2 separate regions of the Homo sapiens genome follow, and region 1 is linked to region 2. The links are chromatin contacts, found by Hi-C or POLR2A ChIA-PET in ENCODE. All regions are on one chromosome and are shown on one strand. The core of a region is the stretch at or near the end of the contact, and the rest is flanking DNA. Distances in the headings are between cores, read along the strand shown.

Evidence for each region. A loop is a pair of places that touch in the nucleus more often than their neighbours do. ChIA-PET counts read pairs that join two places held with the same protein, here RNA polymerase II (POLR2A). Pooled maps may share reads with other maps.
Region 1: a map of CD8-positive, alpha-beta T cell shows a loop between it and region 2 (2.4-fold over the local background). The contact joins the promoter of TIGIT here to the enhancer-like site in region 2. A Hi-C loop is called at or near these places in 4 of 168 maps with a recorded cell type or tissue (CD4-positive, alpha-beta memory T cell, CD8-positive, alpha-beta T cell and natural killer cell), 10 of 37 single-sample maps with no recorded cell type and 12 of 50 pooled maps. POLR2A ChIA-PET finds 5 or more read pairs at or near these places in 20 of 52 experiments (CD4-positive, alpha-beta T cell, CD4-positive, alpha-beta memory T cell, CD8-positive, alpha-beta T cell and 13 more).

The regions. Positions count from the first base shown.
Region 1 is chr3:114,289,620-114,296,280 of GRCh38, forward strand. TIGIT (T cell immunoreceptor with Ig and ITIM domains) reads left to right here and starts at 4,409. Exons shown (of 4, transcript NM_173799.4): 1 at 4,409-4,503; 2 at 5,926-6,255. The coding sequence starts at 4,443. RefSeq lists enhancers at 721-1,664, 1,528-1,767, 1,665-2,607.
Region 2 is chr3:114,226,175-114,233,025 of GRCh38, forward strand. It overlaps the pseudogene ATOSBP1. Among named protein-coding and RNA genes, the nearest start is that of ZNF80, 8.0 kb to the right of the region's middle. Within about 2 kb of position 5,602, at least 4 of the 41 ENCODE cell types and tissues checked have a DNase peak (open chromatin) inside an H3K27ac peak, as active enhancers do; they include CD4-positive, alpha-beta T cell, CD8-positive, alpha-beta T cell and natural killer cell, where a contact is called at or near this core.

The sequences.
Region 1 (6,661 bases), core at 3,159-5,658, 62 kb after region 2:
CTTCAGAAGTTTGTTGTAGTCTCTTTGTGAAATCTTCTAGGTATGGCATTCTTTTTGCTGGGGACAGGAGGAGCTCTTGATGCTTGAGGGAGTCTTGGAATGATATGTTCACGTGTACTTCTATCCCAGTCCTAGTTGTCTTGGATGACTGAGGGCTCTAGGTAAGAGGAAGAAGGAAAGAAGTGTCCAGGGGTAGAGGCTACCTTTCCCAAGGAAGATGGGGCCGGGATGGATTGATAGTATAAAGGACTGAGAGTAACAATGATTCTTTGCTTGACCAAACTTTGTCAGCAAAGTTTGTCCTGAACCTTCTCCTAGGCCCATCCATGCACTTCCTTGTAAAATCCATTTTTTAGCCAAGAACAAGGATAAATCAGTTTTGCAAGAACCCCTATCCCCCTGTATCTGATCACCCTTGATATCTTATCAGGTTTCTCATCCTCCACCATTTCTCAGTTCATGTCTGATCTACCCTGGCCTGTCTTTAGCAAGAATCCTATTAGGTCAGTTTAGCCAGAATCTTCCTTACACGTGATGTTCCCTCTTAGCACTTTTCCATCCACTGACCCCCACTCTGCTTCTTGGTGATAAATTCCCATTGCCCATGCTGTATTCAGAATTGAGCCCAATCTCTCCCCCACTGCAAAATCCCATTGCCTTGGTCTCTATACCTATTGTGATGGTCCTGAATAAAGGCTGCCTTACCTTTAAGAAGTGTCATTGCCTAAGTTGTCTAATTATACGATAGTTTAATCCCATCTAGAATAGAGGAGGAGAAGGAGGGAAGCAATGTGGGTGTGTAGGAGGGTTGTGAAGAGAGGCGGCAGGAGAGGCCTAAGCTGAGAGGATCAGCCGCCTCTTCCCAAAGATTTTTCTTCTGACTTTGCATTCCAACCTATCCTAGGGGTCTCTGTCCTATTTTCACAGCTGGAAAGAAGAAAGAAATTTCCCATAGTCGGTTGAACTTCTTGGCAGCCTTGGAGGATGGAGGAGATAGATCCTCAGAGCCACCTCACGGGAGGGAGTTTTGACAAACAGAAGTCAGCGGTCCCACTCCCAAGTTCTCCTCATTTGTATTTGCCAGTGTCAGCCAAGTCCCATGGCTTGTTAATAAGCCTCAGATCACGGGCAGTCCTTTCGCGTGGAGTCTGATTTTCTGAGGCAGCTCTCTCCACAAGTGGCTTTGGAACTCCATCACTCAGGCCGCCCCACTGTGAGGAAGCTTGGCTAAGGCTGTGAGACAGCTGGGGGTGATGGGACACAGGGCGGGCCCTTCCTGGTGCCTGGGGCGGCCAGGTCCCCTTGTCCCCCCTGTGTCAGGGCTCCCGTGCTTCCTCGCCCTTCTCTCCTAACATCTAAGGCAGGAGGCAGGGCCTTCTCGCCCCCCGCCATAATATAACCTGCCACCAGGAGGCGCTGTTCTACAGGATGGAGAGTGGGGAGCTTGGAGGAGAGAGCACGACCCCCTGCTGCTGCCGCAGGATGTTGCCCTTGATTCTAGGCAGAGACAGGAGGCATCAGACAGCTGTGACAGCCATGGAGCTCCCCTACCACTTCTGAGCCAGAGGGAAGACTTTGGAGAAGCAGAAGCCCAAAGACACTGCTGGGAGATTGGTCTGTGCTCTGGGAGAACCCTAGGTTGTGTTTCCCGTGTACAAGCCACCGATCTTGTGGAAGGTACCACCACTCCCAGCCCCGCTTGGCTGAGGGCTGCGGGCCACAGGTTTTCAGGACCGTGCTTGTGGTTGGAGGCTGTGGACTCAAGTGCGGCTGGCCCGGGACTTTCACAGGGCGCAGGGCGGGCTAGGGGAAGGCCCAGCTGTGAACTGATAAGGGGGTTTTACAGTCTAGGCCAGCACTTCTTCCCCTTTCACGGGCAAACGTGACATTCTTTTTCAGCACCTGTACTCACCCAGCTGCATCAAGGCGGACCAGACTTGTCCAACTCACAGCCCCAAAAGTCAGGGCAGAATAAAGCACAGTGGCTGATTTTAGCATTTTTAAAATAGAAATGTGAGTCAGCACCTGATGGACCTCACAGATCCCTGCTATGCCACGAGGGCTGCTGACTGGCCTTAAAAGCTCAGGGTGGCCCGGGGAGCTCTCAGAGCAGGCCTGCTTCTCACAGCTGAGCCGCTCAGTGCTGGGGGCTGGTGTTGAGTGGGTGGGAACCAGCCAGGTTCCCCGTGGAGTCTGTGCAGGAGGCTCTGGAGGGTCTGGGGTAGATTCCCTGGGGAGAGACTTCTGTCATTTGCTTTCCTCCAAGGCAGCCTCAGGGTCTAGCTGGCAAGTGGTCACTTTCCTGCAGAAACATGCTATCCTCCTGTTCTATCAGATAAGGAGGGCAGAATGAAGAGGTTGGGTGGAACCCTGGCCTTGGAGTCTGGAGACTAGGATTTTACTCTTGACAAAGCACATTATATAGATAGGGATATTGTCCTCCAATTTTCCTTTCACTTCCTTAATTAATATTGTTATCAATACTACTGTTGATGTATTGAACTCCTGCCATCTTCCAGGCACTGTGCTGAACACTTCACCAAACACTAGAGAATTAAATCCTCACAACCCTATGAAAGAGGTACTCTTATTCCTATATGCACATGGGGAAACTGAGCCTTCAGGAGGTTGAGAAAGTTTTCCAAGGTCACCAAACAGGATGACTTTGGACCCAGTCTGTTAATCATCCCCCTCTAGAGCACCATTGATCAAAATGGACTTGACCATATTCCTCTTTGGACTGGTTACTTAGCAAAAAACAGAAAAATTATTTAACAATTGTTTAAAACCACCTCTAAGTTTCTCTGGATATCTCATTATATAAGAGAGGTCTCACCTCTTTGGCTCCCACCCAGCTCAACTATGGAAACACAGGCTGTAAATTTTTATAGCCCAAATCCTAGTGTCCACCACTTTCTGTGCTCTAGTCCCACTAGCTGCTCTTGGCCCTGCCACTCCTGGCTCCCCGGCCTTAGTGAGTTTGGGAAACATCCCTCCAGTTCAACCTTGGCACCTTCCCTTGGACACACATTAGGTATTATTTCTCCTTCAGCTGAAGGCTTTGTAGCTATTGAAAGGCAAGGCATCTCTTGATGTGAGCCTTGAAGGACAGGTTGCTTTGGGTAGGCAGAGAGAAGCTGGTAAGGCGTATATTGTCTAAGGGTCTGGAGGTGGGGTATAAGGGGTATACAAGTCATAGAGTTGGGGATAGGCAGAACCCAGAGAGGGGAGAAAACTGGCCTGAGATAGAAGACCTTGCAAGGGAGAAGGAGGGTAGGAGCCTGGATGGTGTGAAATGCTAGAGGTGCATGGCTGGAATGGAGGGGGTGGGGCACCAGGCTTCAGATGCTTCTGGGTGCAGATGCAGATTTTCAGGATGTACAACATGGAGCATCCCCAAGGCAACTGTGTTGAGAGCCTGCGAGGCAGGTGAATGTGGATCTTCTACCCCCTCTCCTGACTGAGTTCACCAAGGAACAAGCTTTGTAAACTATTTGAGGGTAGGGGCTGTGATTATTTACTCTCATATCCTCAGAGCCTGGTGTTGAGGTTGGTGCTTTGTAGGCACCCAGGGACTTTCAAATGAATGAAGGGAGGGAGGGAGGAAAGAAGGATGGGTCCATAGTAGGACCTGGTGATGGGCTGGGAGCTCCAGGCAAATGTCAACCAATCCCTCTCCTGGGTCAGCTCCCAGGGGCTCACCCTTCTTTGCATTTCCAGCTCTCATGAGGTCATTGTGCACAGGAAAGCTCTCTCCTCTAATCTCCTCTGATCCTACTGCACCAGAGAAATCAAGCCAGAATTCAATAAAGTCTCAGTCCAGATAAACAAGACAAAAGAAATAAGATTCGAGTAGAAGATCTCCTTCAAGGGAAAGTTGCTGTGTTTGTCCAAGACCTTTGTCCCATCCATGTATCATCCCCCAAGTAAACACTTCTTGTTCACCTGTTCATTAGATTTCAAGTGCAGTCCCTGGCCTGTAAGTCCCTACAATGATAAGCTTCTCTTATCATTGCACATTCTTCATCAGGAGGATGCCAGAGGAGCTCAGCCAACAGTTCCTCATCAGTAGCAGATTCTTCAGAATCTTGGGCACTACACAGATGCCCTTGAGCTCTTTGAATAAAGGCTGATTTTTAGAAAAAACATTAAGACAGAACTTAAAAACAATAGATTGACTATAATCCAAAGACGAGTGTACCTCTAACCACAATTTTCATTTATTTTTAAATGTTTCCTTCATGGCCTTTCTTGTGGCTCACCCTATGCAGTTTGTGTATTTGTTGACAACTTTATGTGTTTTTAATATGGTTTTTGCCAAACTTGGTTTTTCCGAGACCGTCTTTTCTCAGAGGCTCAGTTTTACCGTCCTATCTGCAGTCGGCTACTTTCAGTGGCAGAAGAGGCCACATCTGCTTCCTGTAGGCCCTCTGGGCAGAAGCATGCGCTGGTGTCTCCTCCTGATCTGGGCCCAGGGGCTGAGGCAGGCTCCCCTCGCCTCAGGTAAGGCCTGAAACCCAGCAGAGCAGCAGGGAGGAAAAACAAGGCTAAGCTTGGTTGGAGACTTGGGTGCTTGTGTAGGGAAGACTCCAAGAGCATGCCACAGCTGCTTGAGAGAAAGAAATTGCAACTTTTAGAGTCCTGTGTACTCTTATTTAAGAAAGGACAATCTCTGAGAATGAGGTGGGGTTCTGTTTTTGGTGGCAGATGAAGGACTTTGCAGACTTCCGGGGTTGGAGGAGCCTGACTGGCCAGCACAAGAAGGAGCAGGAGAAGAAGAAGGGCTGGGCAGGAGGCATTGCCAGTTTGCTTTTAGAAGCTCATTCCTGCTCCAGCTTCTTTTCTGTTGCCTTTCAGGAACTTTCCAGGAAAACATTATAAGTTCTCTGTGAATTGAAAATGTCTTTTTCACAGATTCCAGAGGTTCTACCACTAGAGACTGATTTTTTGTTAAATTTATTTCTTCTATATTAAAAATCAGAGTCAAATATTTCTGAGGGAGGGGAACACAAATATTTAAAAACTGTGGTATAAATTAGTTTTTATGTTGCCTTCTGAACTATCTGAGGATGGAGATGTGCCCAGGGTTGCTGGGGAGAGGTTAAGTGCTGAGAGGGTGGTTATGCCTGGGAGAAGCAGGGTTTCCTGCTAAGCTTCCTTTGCTATTGGATTTCTTGGCTTTCCTGAAGGTTTTTTCAGGCACTGCAAATGACAATCAACCAAACAGCAAGGTTTTATTTCAAAGGATAATGCATCCAGCATAGAACTAGGCCGCAGGAAGAAACATAAAAACAAAACAAAATAAAAACAGAAGAGGTGGTATCAGCTGACAAGGGCTTATATTCTAAGTGGGTAGACAAAATAGGCCTACGAAAATAACAAGCTGGCCATGAAGCTACATAGCAGAATATGCGAGGGGGCAACGTGCTAAGTTGTGTAGTCATAAGCCAGGCATTTAGTAAGGTGCTAATTATACAATACAGGCAGTGAATGTGAAAGGAAAAGGGAGGTTGAGATGGGCTGAGGTCTTCTAGGAGGCGGGGAGGGAGTGCAGCCTTGACAAGCCTCCCTGTGGGCGAGGTGTAAAGAGGGGCAGAAGTCAGCTCTGGAAGCATAGGGCAGTGGGTGGGGAGGAGATGGGCTGGGCTGGGCTGGAGTAGAGATGTGTGGAGAAGGGTGAGAAGACTGGAAAGACAACCTGAATGGGGGACTGGGAGCCTTGAATAACAGGCATGGAGAGGAGCGTCTCTTGAAATGGAAGAAACAGGAAATAATTACAGCCTCTATGGAGGAGCAACAGGATGGACTGGAGAAACTATCATTCCAAAATCCAGTTGGGGCCTCAAAGGCCCTTAGAATTTTTCTAGGAAGGTTGAAGGCCAGCTGCTGACCCAGGACTCACATGTGCTTCGTCCTCTTCCCTAGGAATGATGACAGGCACAATAGAAACAACGGGGAACATTTCTGCAGAGAAAGGTGGCTCTATCATCTTACAATGTCACCTCTCCTCCACCACGGCACAAGTGACCCAGGTCAACTGGGAGCAGCAGGACCAGCTTCTGGCCATTTGTAATGCTGACTTGGGGTGGCACATCTCCCCATCCTTCAAGGATCGAGTGGCCCCAGGTCCCGGCCTGGGCCTCACCCTCCAGTCGCTGACCGTGAACGATACAGGGGAGTACTTCTGCATCTATCACACCTACCCTGATGGGACGTACACTGGGAGAATCTTCCTGGAGGTCCTAGAAAGCTCAGGTATTCCTGCTGGAGCAAGTTGGTGGATAAACCTCTCCCTCTAGCATAGAAAATGCAATCCTGAAACACTGCACAGCAGGGCTTCTCAATTCGGGATCACATTTGAATCACCTGAGGAGATTTTAAATCATACTGATGCCGAGGCCTCACCCAGACCAATTCAATCAGAATCCCTAATAGCAGAGCTAAACAAGGGTAAGGTCTAAAAGCATTTCCAGGTGATTCTAATGGGCAGCCAATACTGAGAACCACTGTTCTTATGTAAGAAGCACATCTTACCTATATTTCCTAGGAAGACCAGTTGATGAGGTCATATGCAAAAGTTCCCATTTATTGGTTTAGTATAATTGTGCAAATTAGAATTAACCCCTAAGTGTATAAAGAGTAGAGCTGGTTAAAAACATAG
Region 2 (6,851 bases), core at 4,352-6,851:
GAAGTACACAAGCCCTGGGGCTGAAGTAGAAGTAACAAGGGGCAGAGGCCATGTGGCTGGAGGCTTGGGGCAGGGCCTGGACAGGAAAGGCCTTGTTGGCCCTGCTAAGGACTTTCACTTTTCTCCTGAATGTAAGAGAAAGCAATTGAAAAAGGTGTTAGGCAGGAGGATGGCCATAATGAGGGCAGTGTTTAAAAACTGCTCTGGTGATTTTTAAAACATCCTATGCTTGCTTGCTTTCTTGAAGTATTGATAGGATGGGGTGGCAGGTGCGGGGGGCAGTGGAGGTGGGTGAAAGTGGGTGGAGGCAGATCGGTTAGGAAGCCTTTGCAGTAGTAGTGAAGGTAAGAAGTGATATTATATCAGATAGGGGTGATGGTGGTAAAGAAGAGAGACAGGACTGAGATACAGAGAGGAGGAAGAAGACAATTGAAGGAGGAAGAGCAGTGTTGTTCTTTTTACTCTAGTCACTTCAAACTCTACTTTCACTTTTAGACTTGGTTTTCTTTTTTCATATTTATCTTTTCAAGTTATATCCCAGTGTAAGAAAATCAAAAGGAATGAGATTTATTTAAGAAAATTCACATCACAATATGAATATGCTTACATACAACCCATGCCAAAGACTTGGAAGTGCTATAAAATCTGTATTTTATATAGCGCCACAGTTAAGAGCATGGATTTTGCAGAGAATCAGCTTTGTGACCTTGGACAAACTGTTTCACCTTTCTATGCCACAGATTCACCACCTAGAAAATGGGGATGAAAATAGTAACTACCTTGGGTTTCACTGAGAATGAAGTGAGATAATACATATAAAACAGGCATAGAGCCTGGCATAATGAAAATGGTCAATGAATGCTAATTAGTCTTGTTATTCATAGCTTGTAGCTGACCATCCTCTGTACAGTTGATTGATGCTCCTGAAGGTCTTCAGAGCCACCAGTGAGCACCATACAAGCAGTTATAGCATGACAGACTTGTGCACAGATTGCAAGGACCCTGAAAAGATGGTTCTGCATATTGAATTTAATTCTGCCTGTTTTCTCCCAAAACCAGGTTCTGCCTCTGGGACTGTGCAGAACTTGTTGGAGAAGCATTGCATGGCAGGGGAAATTGGGAGGCGGGGAGAAGAGGGTTGAAGAGGGTGAAGACTGTGAAGTGGAACACAGGGTTCCCACTCCTGTTGGGTAATTTTGATTGCAGTTTTATTGTGACTAATTTTGTTGTAGGGATCTGATTTATTTCTTATTCCTCATTCATCTATGGAACATTTACATGTGCCAAGCACTGTAATAGGTACTGAGGATTCAGCTATGAGCAAAGTTCCAGCTTCCATGGAGTTTAAATTTTGGTGAGGTTATGTCTCTTGCCAGCAAAATTTATTCTCCTACAGTTCTTAGCTGGCCAAAACTTCTTCCTCCATGGTAGGAAAGAAAGGAACCAATTGGGCACACTGCCTGTTCTAGAGTCATATCGAAAAGAAAGCCCTACTGTATATGGTTTGGAGCTTATTCCTTTTGGGGGAAATTTAGTTTGTATTCTATCAGGGAGGGGAATAATAGAGAAGTTATTAATCCCAACGAACTTTCCTATTAGTCCTCAAAATATCCATATGGGTAATGTATTGCTATCCCAGATGAAGAAACTGAGGGTAAGAGGTTGAATGATTTTCCCAAATAGAGGTGAGATTCAAGATTTCAACTTTAGCTCCCATGCTTTATTTCTTTCTCTTGTAAATTGGAAGTTATTTGTTCAACTGCAAACAAGTAAATTTAATGGCATTAGCTCGTCTGGCCATTGGCGTGATGGTGGTGGTTAGCACCTCTAGTTAATAGATCCTATAGTGAGTATACTATCAGATAGACTGACCTTCATGGCATGTGACATAGCTCAGTGGTTCCCAAATGCCAGTTCCTGGACCAATGATAGTCTGTGACAAAGTTGTCACCAATTTTTGCAATGTGTGGAATAAAGTAAATTTAAATTAAAGGCCACTTCTGTTATGTCTCCTCAACATTCCATTATGGAATGATGGTAAAAGTAGGAGGGTTTTTGGTTTTTTTTTTTTTGCTTTTTTTTGGGTTATTGTTATTTTATGAAATAAAAAGTTGGCAAACCTGTCTGTCAATCCTTCCCTGTTAAAGTTTCCCATTTGGTTTAATTCAAAAGGCTAGGGAAACTTGATATAGCTAACTAAATGAAAAATAGAAGTTCTGTTTCTGGCAATATGAATACTAGATATTAAAAAAATCCTTCTGGTGCAAAGCACCTAAAAAAGAAAGTAAAGTTGGAAAAAATTATATATTTTAAAAAATGCATAGTTTTATTGGCAAGAAAGGAAAATTTTTAGAGGCCAAAAATGACAAGAAAGCACAAATACAGAGAAAGCCATATTTGGGAGAGAGGAGACAAATCTCAGGTTCTAAGCAAGGTGGGAAATAGGATTAAAGACTGAAAGCTGGCTCTCCTAAAAGGTGACATCTTCTGTGAAAAAAGGAAATAGGAACTAAAGTGCCCCTCAAGAGCAGTCCAGTAAATACAATTACCCTTGGGATGGTGGGAAGGATAAATTTCTCCTGAAAGATTCATAACAGTGAGTTACTCCCACTGGATTTAAGTCTAGAATTCCCATTGCTTATATAAGCTGAGAAATCCTAAGCTGATAATTCAAAATATTCTGGGTTACACTGTGTCTCCAGGTGCCTGGTAAGGGCAAACACAAACTCTCCTGAAGGCATGCACCTTGATTCCAAGCCTCAAAAAATTCCTAAGATATAATTTCAATTAATATAGGCTCAAAAATAAAAATCACAAAATAAAGGAGGAAACAAGATGTCACGGGGAGGTGGGGGGTAATCAAAAGAAACATCAAGAATCAGGCCTGTAGAAACTTCAGGTATTAGTGATGTTGAGTATAAAATATAAAAGAGGTATTGAAAGTATAAGAAACTATCAAGCCGATTTTTAAAAAAGAACCAATTAGAACCTGCAGAAATAAAAAATACAACCACTGGAATTTAAAAATTTCAGTTACACAGGTGAAAAGAGAGTTAATGAACTAGAAGGTAGATATGAAGTAATTACTCTGAATGCATAGAGGAACAAAGAGATTGAAAATATGGAAGGTAAGAGAAAGGGAAGATAAAGTGAGAGGTTGTAATATATATCTACAGAGAGTAATAATGGAGATAATGGGAGAGACTCATATTCAAAGTTATCGTGTATGAAAAATTTTCAGAATTGGAGAAATAAAGAAATCTTGAGATTCAGAAATCCTTATGAGCACCAAGCAGGATAAATTAGAAAATCACACTTAGACACACCATATTGAAATTATAGAATATGAAAGATAAATAGATTGCAAAAGAAGATACAGAAAAGAAAAATTACCTATAAAGAAATGACAATAAACTGATAGCTTACTTCTCAACATCATTAATGAAAATTAAAGGAGAGATATACATTCAAAATCCTTCATTGGAAAATATTTAACAAGCCAAATGTCATAGCTAAAGAATTACATGCCCCAAATGACTATGTTTTATTAGCTTTAGGAAAATGCCTTTTCACCTGTAACTGGAATGAATTGCCCCACAAACTTGGAATTTAAATATGGACATTTTCCCTATTTTTGCAGTTAACCACATAAGTGGTCTCCTATGCCTCCTTATCCTGAAGTTCAGCATCTTCTTATGAGGGTTCCCATGCCCTTTAATTGAATTGTCCAAGAACACTTACTCCAAAGCAGGTTGATCTCCTTCCAATGTGAGATGTAGAGGGAGATGAAATTTAGTCAGTTTATACCACCCGGTGCAGTTACTTTTTTCACTGCCATGTGTATTGCAGTTGAATTTTGCCTTGAAAAATTCCATGGATATTTGTTTACTACAAGGTCTCTCTAACAAATCCAGATCATTGCATAATCACAGTGAGACCCCATTTGGGGTCTCTTAATTTATAACCTTCTTGAGTGACAATTATAACCTCCCAGGAAGCAGTGGGTCACATCAACTACCTCCACTACCCCCAGATGCAGAATTACTGTCCCAATGTCTTAGAGTGGCCACCTGCTTTCAAAGAGTAGAGGCAGGTTTTTTTTTTTTTTTGTAGTTTTGTCTTTTTTTGTTTTTGTTTTTCAAGTTTCCAAACAAGAATTTATTCTTTCTTTAAAAAAAATTTTTTTTCTAAAAAAAGTACCAGGTACAATTTTTTCCTGTTTCTGTTTTTTCAAGTTTCAGCAAATGCTTGTTCCCCTCAGCCCAGCCCCAGGAGTCAGGACTGAGGCTGGGTCAGAGTCTGGAGTGGGGGATGGGATAGTTGGGAGCCACATGACTGAGTCTGAGAGTTGCCCCTTAGCCCAGATGAGGTAGGTGGGTCAGAGTCTGGCCAGGTGAAAGGAGGCACCCCAGTCCTTGGACCTGACTCTGCTTCCTGGACACCTTCCTCAGTCACACCCCAAAGTAAGGAGACACAGGTAGGAGGAAAGGGACAACTGGAGTCTGGAACTGTAGGTGAGGGGTGGTTAACCTCTGTGTGTGTGCATACATGCACACTCTCTTTCTCACACATACCACACAAAGACAAGCTTGTACACACATGCATACATATAATTTGGCTTTCAGAGCTAGGTCAGAGGGTAGGGGAAGTGAAGGGACTAGGGGAAGGACAAGGCAAGCTGAAGCTTTGGCTACTGACTCAGTCCCTCTGGAATAACCCCTCTTCCCTCAGCTGAGGGAGAGCAGTTCTCCTTCTGCTCCCCTGCATAAGCCTCTTCAACTCCTGAGGTTGGAGCAATATCTGAGAGTGGGAAAGGAAAAGGGGTGACGCCAATGATCAGGTGTGGGAGGTTACTAAGTCAATCCAATTTGAATAAGTTATAAATTAAAAATAAATAAAATAATAAATGGTTCTTTTTCAGGACAGGGAGGCAACGCTGGCATGACTTCCCTGGGAACTTGGGATAACCTCAGGGTGGCTCTGGTTCCTCCCTACTACCTAAGCTGGACTGGGAGAACCAAGGGAGGGGACAGGCACATGGAGGACCTGAAGTAGGGCAGGTTGTAGTAAGGATCAGAAGCTCTAAATACCCAAATGATCAATCTAGGCATGAGCATGGTGAGGGCTTTAACTCGAGCCTGAAGGGTCTCTTGCCATCTCTCCATCTATGGGATGGACAAGATGGGCAGGTCATTGATCCACATTGGTTCAGAGTAATGGCAATCAGGGCAAAAGTGAATAACGTGGGTTAAGAGGGGCCCCAGTCACAGCCTGAAGTTCGCAGGGGAGCCCTGCGTCCAGCTCCAGGCTCTAGCAGGAAAAAAGCTGGCAGAGATCTCCATTCAGGCTTAAGAGGCCTGAGCGGGAGCTCCAGAACCCAAGGTGCAGCGAGTAGCAGAGGAGGCAGTAGGTGGGGTTAGCATTTTTCTCCTCACCCACAGGCACCAAAAAGAGGCAATGGCACAATAAGGGCATGTGGCAGCAGCCATGTCCAAGAAGTCAAAGGTCACCAGGAACATCTTCACCACAGTCTGGTTGGGGTTAAATGTTACTTGTGTGGTGCCCACTTTGGGCACGCTGTAACTCTTCCTCCCCAGGAGGTTCAGATCCACAAAGCCCAGGAAGTGGGTGGGGGCATTTTGCTCAGAAACCTCAAAGAAGGTGACAGTGACAGGCAGTGTGACATGGTGGGGGCAGTAGGACCCACTAGCTCCAGTCTCTGCTGTGAAGCCCTCAATGTGGCCAGATGGTGCAAAGCGTCCTTGCAGCAATGATTCCTCAAAGTTGCCCAGCAGGGTACAGCTGATAGCAGGGGTAGGAACAGGGGAGGCACTACGGGGGCTCAGCAGGCCTGGCCCCTTCCAGAGGCTTCAAAGTGGGCTCAGCTTCAGGTGATGGGCACCTGTCAGCCTCCGCCCCATGGGACTGCAGTCTGTTGGGTCCAAAACAGGCTCCTTGGGCCCAGGCAGCAGGTGGCTCCAGATGGGTGTGGTTTGAGCATCAGAACTGTTGGTAGCAGTAGGGTGGCCCAGGGTTCCCTGGCACGTCCAAAGGGCTGGACCCTCTTCCTTAGAACTGACATTTGGGGCTTCTCCAGCAGAAGCAGCCTTTGCTTGGTGGGGCAGGGGCCTGGAGGTCCAGGGCTGGGGGTGTGTGCTTGGGACTGTGCCCACTGTCAATGCCAGGGGACTCCCTAGGCCAGAGGCTCCCCCTCTTGCCCACCCTAGCCACTGGGCTCTTACCCCTTATTTGTGCAAAACTGCAAATCAGTGTCCAGCGTGTGTAGCTGGCCCAGAGGGCTGGCCCTGGGGACTCCCCTAGGGACCCCTGTCCCCCTGGGTCTGGGAAAGCCTAGTCTCTGGTGTGTAAAGTATTTCAGGAAGCATATGATCGGGGCCAGGAGGGACTCCAGGCCCCTGAAGTCCAAGAAGAGGTGGCACTACTTCCCTGTTCCACAACACAGAGGCCACGGTGGGAGAAATGGTGGCTGGACACACCTACTCCCAGCCCCAGTCCCCCTGGGCCCAATAGCCCTACAGAAGATGGTTCTTCAGGGGGTAGTCCCTCTCTGGCCCCCAGCCCAGGGCCCCTCTCCAGCTCCTGAGGACCCTTAGTGGGTGGGGCTGGTCGCTTCTGGGCCCTGTGAAGCTCAGAGGCACCAGCTGGAGGGGAAAAGATAAATACCTGGTAGAGCCTGGGGGATGTCACTGCCCCCTGCCCCCCCCCCACTTGCTGGGCTGTAGTCCATGAGCAGGCCACCCCGGAGGGCCCCCTGCCTGACTGGAGGCTGTGAAGGGCCAGCCTCTGGCTCTGAGGATGGAGACAGCTCTGCCTGCATGTGGCACATGAAG